Regions from separate parts of the Homo sapiens genome. Here all the other regions are linked to region 1. A link is a contact called in ENCODE Hi-C or POLR2A ChIA-PET data. All regions are on one chromosome and are shown on one strand. Each heading gives the region's core, a stretch centred on a gene start or an enhancer-like site at or near the end of the contact. The rest is flanking DNA. Distances are from core to core; before and after follow the strand shown. Region 1 overlaps AHCYL2 (adenosylhomocysteinase like 2). Region 2 holds the start of CALU (calumenin). Region 3 has its middle 50 kb from the start of MIR183.

Region 1 (3,585 bases), core at 679-3,178:
TATTTCCTCTAAGTTCTGTTTTAAAACTTAGTAGTTCATTTTTTAGTTCATTTATCAATTTGTACCTTATCATACTTAGAAAAAACTAGGTAACATTTTTTCAACATTCTGCCTAGAAATCTCCTTAGATACACTGAAGTCATTAGATACATTTTCTATGGTCTATGTAACCACATGTGGCAGTACCAATAAACCTTGAATCACTATATAACAAAGGTTCACTCTTTTCCCAGCCTCCAATAACACTTTTCTCTCTGTGTTTCAAGCCTTCACTGTCTTCTCAAGGTCCCTCCATCTTTAACCCTCACCAAATTCCAAAGCCAATGCAAATTGTAGGTTTTGGCAGCACCTTATTTCAAGGTACCAAATTTGGTTTCAGTTATCTATCACTACAAACTACCCTAAAGCTTAGTGGCATAAAACTACAACCATTTTATTATACTCACAATTCTGATTCAGACAGAGTATAGCAGGAACAGCTCGTGTCTGCTCTATAACATCTGGGGCCTCAGGTAAGGTGGCTCCATTGATTGAGGATAACTAGACTGGGAGCCATACGCCTAGGGCCTGGGCTTTTCTCCATATGATGCCCACTGGAACTGGAACTCACGTAGCTGAAAAGTGATGCTAGCTGTTGGCTAGGAGCTCAGCTGAGCCTCTCCATCTGGCTTGGACTCCTCACAGCATGGCAGCTAGGTTCCAAGACTAAATGTTCCATAGCACAGCAATCCAAAAGAGAATGTTCAAATAGGCCTAGATGGAAGCTGCAAAACTTTTCATGACCTGGCCTTGAAAGTCCCAGAATGTTATCTCTGCCACATTTCACCAAACAAGTCACTAAGGCCAGCCCAGATTTGGTATGAACAGAGGAATAAACTCCACCACTAGATGGGGGTGGTGCACATGTGGAGGGAAGGAACTAACATCAGCCATCTTGAAAACATGCTACAACAATCTGTCTTTGTTTCAATAAGTGTAATTCATTTATGTTCAGTATGATTACTGATGCATTTGGATTTATCTCTACCATCTTTTATTATGCTTTCTATTTATCCTATCTTTTCTATGACATTTATTACATTTTCCTTATCTGCTTTCTATTAAATGGAGGAAGTATACAAATTATAAATTCAATGAATTATAACAGAGTGAAACAGCCATGTAACTATCACCCAGGACAAAAATCCAATGTTACCCGCACCCGGGTTTTTAGCTTTATATAAATAAAATAACATAGTATATATTATTTTACATCTGGCTTCCTTCCTTCAACATTATTGTTATTCAGCCATGATCTTATGCATAGCAGCAATTTATTCATTTCCATTGCTTAATAGTATTCTGTTCTATGAATATACCATAATGTATCCATTCTACCATTGATATTGTCCACCAAATTTTAAGTTTCAGTGACTATATTTTTTGAAGGTCTATTTTAAAACTCTTTTTTTTTTTTTTTTTTTTGGAGACAGTCTCGTTCTGTTGCCCAGGCTGGATTGCAGTGGCACCATCTCGGCTCACTGCAAGCTCCACCTCTCGGGTTCACGCCATTCTTCTGCCTTAGCCTCCCGAATAGCTGGGACTACAGGCGCCTGCCACCACGCCCAGCTAATTTTTTGTATTTTTAGTAGAAACGGGATTTCACCGTGTTAGCCAGGATGGTCTCATCTCCTGACCTCGTGATCCGCCCGCCTCGGCCTCCCAAAGTGCTGGGATTACAGGCATGAGCCACCACGCCCGGCCCAAACTTTTTTTTTTTAGAGCACCTTTAGCTGTGAGATTTGGTGTGGCCTAGATTGAGGATATCCCTATAGAGAAGTTTTGCACTTGCTTCAGCCTGATGCCGTAGGACTGTTGCAGATTCAAGACTACTTTATATGTTAATTTCTTGGCTTTGGGTTTCCTGGACTGCAGAAAAAGAGGAACATTCTAAACTGAACCTATGTGAAGACAACCCCAGGTAACAAATTCTCAGAGAAACCTTTCTCACCTAAAGCCCACACGGAGTGGACAAACTTCCTTGACATTTCTCTATGCCATGGGGCAAATGTTTTTTCTAGATCATCTTTTCAATAATGTGGAAACCCTTTGAGGAACTTAGCTTTCTGCAAGGGAGTAAAAAAGTCTCTTATTCCCATGTGGTTGTTAAAACTAAGTCTCTTAGTCATCCAGAGCAGCCGTAACTTTAGCTTATGTACTTAACACTGATTTTCAATGCCCTCATCATTTTTTTGCCCCTAAGGATTTTCCTTACTTTTTCACAAGCTCAGCTATAGATTTAAAATAATGTCTATTATATATTTATCTGGCATATGACTAGGAATCTTGAGTGTTCTTTCCCCCTTTGTCAAATGTAAAACATATAACAAGGAGGGGGAAGTCACAGGAAGAGAAACTCAAAGAAAAAAGTGAAAAATGTTCTGCCTTTTATCATGGACAGGACCCATAGGTCCAAGGTTATTTGCACTAAGAAGATTCTAACTAAAGGGAATGTATACTATTTTTATCATTGGAACTGAGTATCTCTGTACTCTGGTGACTAATAGAAGAGGACGCCAATCAAGCAGGTACGTATGTCAAGGCAGTTCTAAACACAACTGACGTTACATTAGGAAGGTAGAATCCCTCAACCAGTGTGACCCAGATAATACAATGAGGAAGGATCTAAAGGAACTGAGAAAGGAAATATTAAGATATACCTAATAGTCTCCTAATGGGCTTCATTTTCTTTTCAGTAAACTTTTGACCTTGCTTCTACCAAACACTGTAAAATTAAATAATACGCAGGAATAAGGAAGGCCCAAGTCAAAAACTTTCCATCACTGTAAGTATAAACACTTTAGCTAGAAAGTGAGTAGTAGATAGGAGCAAAAATGGTAATATGAAATTATAAATGAAAGTCAGACACTGGAACAATATCAATAAAGAATATATTTTAATGTCCATAAAAAATCCATTACAAATAATTTATTTGACATATATTATGCATTTAGTGATAAGGATATAAGCATGAATTAAGTATCAAGCAAATTTATCAATCTATAGACACTGTAAAATTTAAGGTGAACTCTAAAAATTACGGAATACAAAAAGAACTCATTTAGGGCCGGATATGGTGGCTACACTTTGAGAGGCTTAGGCAGGAGGGCTGCTTGAGCCGAGGAGTTCAAGACAAGCCTAGGCAACATAGTGAGACCCCCATCTCTATTAAAAAACAAAACAAAACAAAACAAAACAAAACCGGCACAGTGGCTCCCGCCTATAATCCCAACACTTTGAGAGGTTGAGGTGGGTGAATCACGAGCTCAGGAGTTCAAGACCAGCCTGGTTAGCATGGTGAAACCCCATCTCTACTCAAAATAAAAAAAAAATTAGCCAGGCATGGTAATGCGTGCCTGTAATCCCAGCTACCCAGGAGGGTGAGGCAGGAGAATCACCTGAACCCAGGAGGCGGAGGTTGCAGTGAGCTGAAATTGTGCCACTGCACTCCAACCTGGCCAATAGAGCAAGACTCTGTCTCAAAAAAAAAAAAAATTAGGCATGGTGGTGCACACCATGGTGGTCCCAGTAGGACTCAGTAGGCTG
Region 2 (3,367 bases), core at 121-2,620, 530 kb after region 1:
TCAATACATTTTTGTGAGCTCATGGCTTTCCTACTTGTGATTCTCAAAAGAATCCTATTGGAACCCCCCCACCCCCCAATCACAGTAAAACCTCAGATTAGGTCTTGGCAAACTCATTTTCTTGACAAATACAACTTAGAGGTTATATCTGGTCCCTCATTTGGATTATACTATATAAATTCTTCAGTGATTACTGTCGTTTGGTATTTGGTTAATTAAATCTACTGAGTGAGGTCAAACTTGCATTTGTCTTGTGTCAAGTTCCATTCTATGGCAGACTAATTTAACAGAGATTCCAAGGTTCTCTGCCTCCAAGCTGAATAAGCTACTAGAACAAAAAACAACTAGAAGCCACCTTATTCCCAATTCATTAACGTTGACTTCATGGTCCACACCAGAAAATGAACGCAACTCAATTCTCGAAGACACTATTCTAGAATTTTATACACTTAGGAATTCAGATCACAGGCTCAAAAGTTTTAGCAGGAGACCCACGGAGCTTGGGCCTTGATGCAAAAGCAGCTTTTGAAACTGCAAGCCACTCTACGCTTAATCGCGGCAGCTATAGGGAATTAAGTTTATTTCTGACCGCAGCATGCTAAAAATCAGTAGGATATGGGGCTAGAAGCAACAAAAAACGTAACAAAAATTAATTCCCCAATAAAGCTTTAAAAACTATTTTCCGTCGCTAACTGAAGTACGTAGCCAAATATGGAAGCTCTAAACATTCAGCTTTTCTTTAAAATCATAGATATCACCTAGTGTCGTCACTCGTTCTCTCCCCCCTTGTTTCTGCACCCTTTAGGTGAGTGAACACGACCTTGGCAGATGCACCCTACTGTCGGGATGTGGCCTTGGGGCGGAGCTGGCAGATACAAGCAGGATGGTGAGTGGAGGCGGCAAGGAACTCTTACAATAACACTATCCAAATGCCCTCCGACCTTCCGGAGGCAAAAAATGACCCTCTGGTGCCAGAGACTCGGTGAGTGGCGTGACCTAGAGATGGAGGACCAGGACGCAGCAAACCAGGCACAGAACAGTACCCAACGGGACAGAGTTCCACCGGACCAGCCCCCTTCCCAGAGCGCGCGGTAAGACGGGCGGCGGCCTCCATCCCAGGCTGCACACAGAGGGTCCCGGGATCTCCAGCAGCATCAGGCCTGGGACCCGGGCGCCAGCAGAGACAGCGGCACCGAGTGAGGCAGTCCCCTGCCGCGCCAAGAACAAGACCGGGGACAGAAAGAAAGCGAATAAAGATGAGGCAGTGGTGAAGGGGCTGGGCATCACCGTACTTACCTTTCCTCGTAGCCCCCACAGCACAGGATGCCGTGGCCGCCGCTCACCCACCGGCTCAGCTCACGCGCGCAAGCACCGCCCAACCGGAAGCGGGTCCGCACCCCGCCCTCATCCGCCTCGCCGGCGGCCTCCCGACCAATCATCAGCAAACCCGCCGCTGTCGCATAGCGTCCCCGAGTAGCCATTGGTCTAACAATCGCATAGCCGGGATTGGCTGGAAAGCGCCACGTCCCCGGGACCGCGCCGAGTTGCGTGGAGCGGATTCCCGCCCAACTCTCGTCCCCGGGATTGTTGGGACGGCGGGCTCCAGCCCCAGCCCCAGCCCCAGCCCCGTACTGCGGGTGGCGTGGGCGCGGCCGTGTGGCCGCCACGTCCCCATTCACAGCTCATGACTCTGCTTCCACAGGGCTTCTTAGACTATCCTGCTAGTTATCTTCATTCCCACAAGACCACCAGGGCGGAATTAATCCGACTGAATCAGTCACCAACTTTATTGAACAATCCCAACTTTTTCTTTCCCTTCAGCGCTGCGCCCTGCGCTATCTACAGGAGGCTCTTCAGTCTTTGGCACCAGTGTATCTTTTAGCTCCATCTCCCAACACTCCCCCTCATCTTGCGCTCTGGGCACCATCATCTGTTTCCTAACAACCGGTCCTTTTTCATCTCTTAAGATTTTTGATCAAGAGGCTTCCTCTGCCAGGAATAAGTGCGTTTTCCTGATTTTCTGCCTTGCCAATAGAAGTCCCAGTTCAGATGTTAGCTCTAGAAGCCTTCCCTGACCTCACTAAGCATAATTCTTACCTTATTTACCATCATAGCTGTTTATAGCTTCAGTACACTTTGCCAAATTCTGCTATAAAATGTAGCTTATCCATCTGTCCTCTTCTAGAGTAAGCTCCTGGGTAGGTATCTGTCTATTCATCTTTATATCTGCAACTCTGAGCTTACTGCCCAGCTCAGTAATGTTAAGTGAAGGGAATGGGCCGAACCCGTTGCATGTCCCTGAAAATTTAATTTCATGTCATGAAATTAAAACAAATATCAAATAAAGGCTACTATAGCTTCAACACAAATGGAATGTAAACCTGTGGCATTCTTAGCACATAAAGCCTCTGTAGTTTAAAATCAAATTGAGACAAGTTGTAAACTCATGAAACAGTTAAGCTCATGAAAGCAAGCTAGTTACTGTCAACGTGAAAGGTTTACAACTAATCCTTCTGGCATTCAAAGGAGTGTCAGTGACCCTTGGTGGTAGTCAGGGAAGGCTTCAGAGGAAGATATGACTAAGGCTGGACTAAGGAAGTCCCAAATGGACTATTCAGCAAGAAGAGTAATAGGAATAAGGACAAGTGGAGGGCAGAGTGGGAGGTAAATTCTCAGGCCAGGTAGCAAATGAGGAAGGTTAAAAAAAGGGGTGGGGGGAAACAATGAAAGAAAAGCATGGATAGTAAGTTTGGAGAGGTAATGGAAGATCTTGTCAATTTGAGGAACCTGAACTGAAGACAGTGGGAACTGTGGGTCTTCCTGGGAAAGTTTCTAAGCTTGTGCCTACAGGGAAGCCATCTAATGGGTATTAACAATAAAACAGGCTACCTCAGGAGGCATTATTTCGAAAACAGTTTTTAAAATACCTCCTTAAGGATCACTTGAGGCCAGGAGTTTGAGACCAGCCTGGGCAAAATAACGAGACCCTTCCTCCCCCTATCTCTACAAAAAAACAAAAACTAAAAATTAGCTGGGTGTGGTGGCACACACATGTAGTTCAAGCTAGTTGCTTGAGCCCAGGAGGTTGAGGCTGCAATGAACTATGACTGTACCACTTCACTCCAGCCTGGGCAACAGAGCAAGACCCTTTCTCTTAAAAAATAAAAATAACAACTCCTTAAGGTCAGGCACTGTGTTATGTGCTGGTGAACCCAAAGTAAACAGGACATCGTCCCTGTCCTCAAGGAACTCAGCTTAATGGTGCGCCATCCATCCTGGAATTGTCCTAGTAAAGGCTAAACAGGTAGTGAGGGTGCCAGAGATAGGGCCCTCCAACCCTGAGGTTCCCTAATGGAGAAGGGCCTGG
Region 3 (3,281 bases), core at 412-2,911, 550 kb before region 1:
GGAGGCAGAAATTGCAGTGAGCCGAGATGACGCCACTGCACTCCAGCCTGGGCAATAGAGTGAGACTCTGTTTCAAAAAACAAACAAAAATTTCAGCATGTAATTCACAGTAAAGGAATGAGATAGTTTCGATTCGTTATTTTTGTGCTAACTCTGAAATCCAGGGGGTATTTCACAAAGCACATCTCAATTTGGACGCTACACTTTCAATATTTAAAGTGCCGCATAGTCCTACAAAACAAAGTTGTTTTGCAGAACAATTTACACTTGTTTTAAAATTAAAAATTAATTAAAATTATATACCACGAAAAATGTGATAATCAATAGCCACAGCTGGCTACCTATTCAGAAGCACGGGCCCTAGCAGCCTCTCCGTGCTGCAGGGATCTTTAGAGAAGCAGGCCTGGCGCGGTGGCTCACGCCTATAATCCCAGCACTTCGGGAGGCCGAGACAGGTGGATCACTTGAGGTCAGGAGTTCGAGACCAGCCTGGCCAACATGGTGAAACCTCGTCTCTACTAAAAATACAAAAATTATGCGGGCATGGTTGCACACATCTGTAATCCCAGCTAGGCTGAGTCAGGAGAATCGCCTGAACCTGGGGAGGTAGAGGTTGCAGTGAGCCGAGATTGCGCCACAGCACTCCAGGCTGGGCGACAAAGCGAGACTCCGTCTCAAAAACAAAAAACAAAAACCACGAAGCTGGCAAGTGACAAGAGCAAAGGAGCAACTTTGCTTGGGAATCTAGGGCAGAACCCAGAACCTCCCAATCCGCGGAGAATGTTCCAGGTACTGGAAGGGTGGACGGCGCACCCAGTCCGGTCCCTGGGGGCGGACTGGGTGGCCAGGCCGGAGCTGGCAGTCAGGGGAGCCTGGGCAGCGCCTCGGTCCCCTTGGGGCCTTGACTTCCAGGACGTGAGAACGCCGCCAGTCCTGCCTCGTGGGCCGGAGCCTAGCAGGCCCCGGTAAAGGAATCACTCTGTGGGTTACACCTGTCCTCCGCGGAACTGAAGCTGCCCGGGCTCCAGGCGTGGACAGCGCAGCCCAGTAGGTGAGCAGGCAGGGGCGAGCAGGGCGGAGCGGGTGGGATTGGGCTGGGCGGGCGGGGTGGGGCGGGGCTGCGGAGTCCGCGCGGCAGTCCCCGCCACGGCCACCAGGGGGCGTACGTGCTTCGTGCTTCGGCACCCGCTCGCGGGCGGGAGTCTGGGTGGGGCGGGGTTGGCCGGGGCAGGGCGGTCCAAGTGGCCCGCGGGCGTGGACCCGGGAGGCCTCTGGCATCTGCCCCACCTGAGAGGTGGGAACCGGGCTGGGAGGGACGTAGATTCCTCATCGACGTGACCCTGGTAGGGAAAGAGCCCCCAAAACAGGGAGTTCGGTAGAGGCGCCAGAGCTGACATGGGCACTGCCGCAGTGCCAGCCACGGCCACCAAACTCTCCCAGCACGGCTGGGCGGCCAAGGCAGGGGTGACGACGAGAGGGGCGGCTCAGCCCACCTCCCCCGCTGATCTGTCGGGAAAGGAGGAAGAAGGGTCATGAAAGCCTCACACACCGCTAGGAGGGGGCATCCTGGAGCAGGGGGCTGGATCAGGACCCGGCTGGATGGGAAGGAGCTGGGTAAAGGGAGGGCACCCGGGTAGGGCGTGGCCCGGGCTGTGCGGGGAGCGGGGAGCGGGGAGTGGACTCAGGGGGAGGGGTCAGCGTTCTGGCTGGCCCGGGGGCACGTGGCCGGGGGGCAGGGTGGGAAGAGGGTGGGATGGTGGGGTGCTGGCTTGGGGCCAGGTCAGGCATCAGAGGCACAAAGTAAAGGATACAGAGAGAGGGGAAGGGAGAAAGGGAGAGACAGAGACCTGAAGCGGGAGGGCCGAGCGGCAGGGCGGGAGGCGAGGATAGTGGGTGGGGCTCGGGCTGCAGGGCTGGAGCCTGGGGGATCTGGAGCACAGGGGCAGGAGGAAGGGACCGGAAGGATACCTGGGCCTGCAGGGCGTTCCCTGCGGAGATTGATTGAGTGAAGACTGCGACGTCCACCTTCAGGGCTCTCTCTAGCTCCCTCTTCCTGTCTCCTATCACTTGCTCTGGGGGAAGCCAGCGGGTTGTTTTGAGCTGCCCTCTCCTTTGGAGAGCCCCACCTGGCTGGGAACCGAAGCCCTGAACCAACAGCCAGCAAGAGCTGAGGCTTGGCGACCACCAGCGCGTGAGCCGGCTGTGGATGCCCGGACCCGGTGCAGCTGAGAATGGCTGCGGCAGGCCTCATCAGCGATCCTGAGCCGCAGCAGCCTGAGAGCAGCTTCCCGGGCTCCTGACCCTTGGAAACTGGGAAATAGATGGGAATGCGGGTTTGCTGCTTTAAGGTTCTAAGTTTTGGGTGTAATCCATTATGCAGCAATAGATACCTAATAGTCTGTGGTTTTTTGGAACCACTGTATTTTCCCCATACTGCTTATCTCTTAACTAGTTTTATGTGAGATAGAAAAATAGGCCGGGCACAGTGGCTCACGCCTGTAATCCCAACACTTTAGGAGGCCGAGGCAGGAGGATCACTTGAGCCCAGGAGTTCCAGACCAGCTTGAGCAACATAGGGAGACCCGTCTCTACAAAAAATGTAAAAATCAGCCCAGCGTGATGGCACACGTCTGTGGTCCCAACCACAAGAGAGGCTAAGGTGTGAGAGCCACTTGAGCCCAGGAGGTTAAGGCTGCAGTGAGCCAAGATTGTGACATTACACTCCAGTCTGGGCTGCAGAACGTGACCCTGTCTCAAAAAATAATAATAATAATTTGTAGCATATTTAAGGCACTGCTATAAATTTTTTAATTTTCTACTTATTACAACTAAACCTAATCTTAAATGATTCTATAATAAAGACTGGAAATAAGAATAGAATGGGAAATTCGTTTCCTATTCTTTCTGTCTGTCATTCTAGCTTTGACTTCCATTTGGAAGGCCACCTCATGGTTCAATACAGTGGCTGGAGCTCCAGAGAAAAGGTGCTCATCTCTCAGCCGACAGCTCCTTTTTTTTTTTTTTTTTTTTTTTTTTTTTTTTGAGACAGGGTCTCATCTGTCATCCAAGCTGGAGTGCAGTGGTGCGATCTTGGCTCACTGCAACCTCCACCTCCCAGGTTCAAGCGATTCTCCAGCCTCAGCCTCCAGAGTAGCTGGGATTACAGGCGCCCACCACCACACTCAGCTAATTTTTGTATGTTTAGTAGAGACAGGGTTTCACCATGTTGGCCAGGCTGATCTTGAACTCCTGATCTCAAGTGATCCACCCACCTCGGCCTC

The links. A loop is a pair of places that touch in the nucleus more often than their neighbours do. ChIA-PET counts read pairs that join two places held with the same protein, here RNA polymerase II (POLR2A). Pooled maps may share reads with other maps.
Region 2: a loop to region 1 is called in a pooled map, with 6 times the contacts of the local background. The contact joins the promoter of CALU here to the enhancer-like site in region 1. A Hi-C loop is called at or near these places in 4 of 50 pooled maps. POLR2A ChIA-PET finds 5 or more read pairs at or near these places in 3 of 52 experiments (activated CD4-positive, alpha-beta T cell, activated naive CD4-positive, alpha-beta T cell and naive thymus-derived CD4-positive, alpha-beta T cell).
Region 3: a pooled map shows a loop between it and region 1 (4-fold over the local background). The contact joins two enhancer-like sites. A Hi-C loop is called at or near these places in 3 of 50 pooled maps. POLR2A ChIA-PET finds 5 or more read pairs at or near these places in 2 of 52 experiments (H1 and activated CD4-positive, alpha-beta T cell).

The regions. Positions count from the first base shown.
Region 1 is chr7:129,269,239-129,272,823 of GRCh38, reverse strand. The region is part of intron 1 of AHCYL2 (adenosylhomocysteinase like 2); the gene reads right to left. Among named protein-coding and RNA genes, the nearest start is that of AHCYL2, 46 kb to the right of the region's middle. RefSeq lists an enhancer at 742-1,036. Within about 2 kb of position 1,928, at least 2 of the 41 ENCODE cell types and tissues checked have a DNase peak (open chromatin) inside an H3K27ac peak, as active enhancers do.
Region 2 is chr7:128,737,362-128,740,728 of GRCh38, reverse strand. CALU (calumenin) reads right to left here and starts at 1,370. Exons shown (of 7, transcript NM_001219.5): 1 at 1,297-1,370. RefSeq lists an enhancer at 1,034-1,133 and silencers at 1,414-1,553, 1,624-1,763.
Region 3 is chr7:129,823,796-129,827,076 of GRCh38, reverse strand. No RefSeq gene overlaps it. Among named protein-coding and RNA genes, the nearest start is that of MIR183, 50 kb to the right of the region's middle. RefSeq lists an enhancer at 651-700 and silencers at 1,021-1,370, 1,671-1,750, 1,821-1,870. Within about 2 kb of position 1,661, at least 24 of the 41 ENCODE cell types and tissues checked have a DNase peak (open chromatin) inside an H3K27ac peak, as active enhancers do.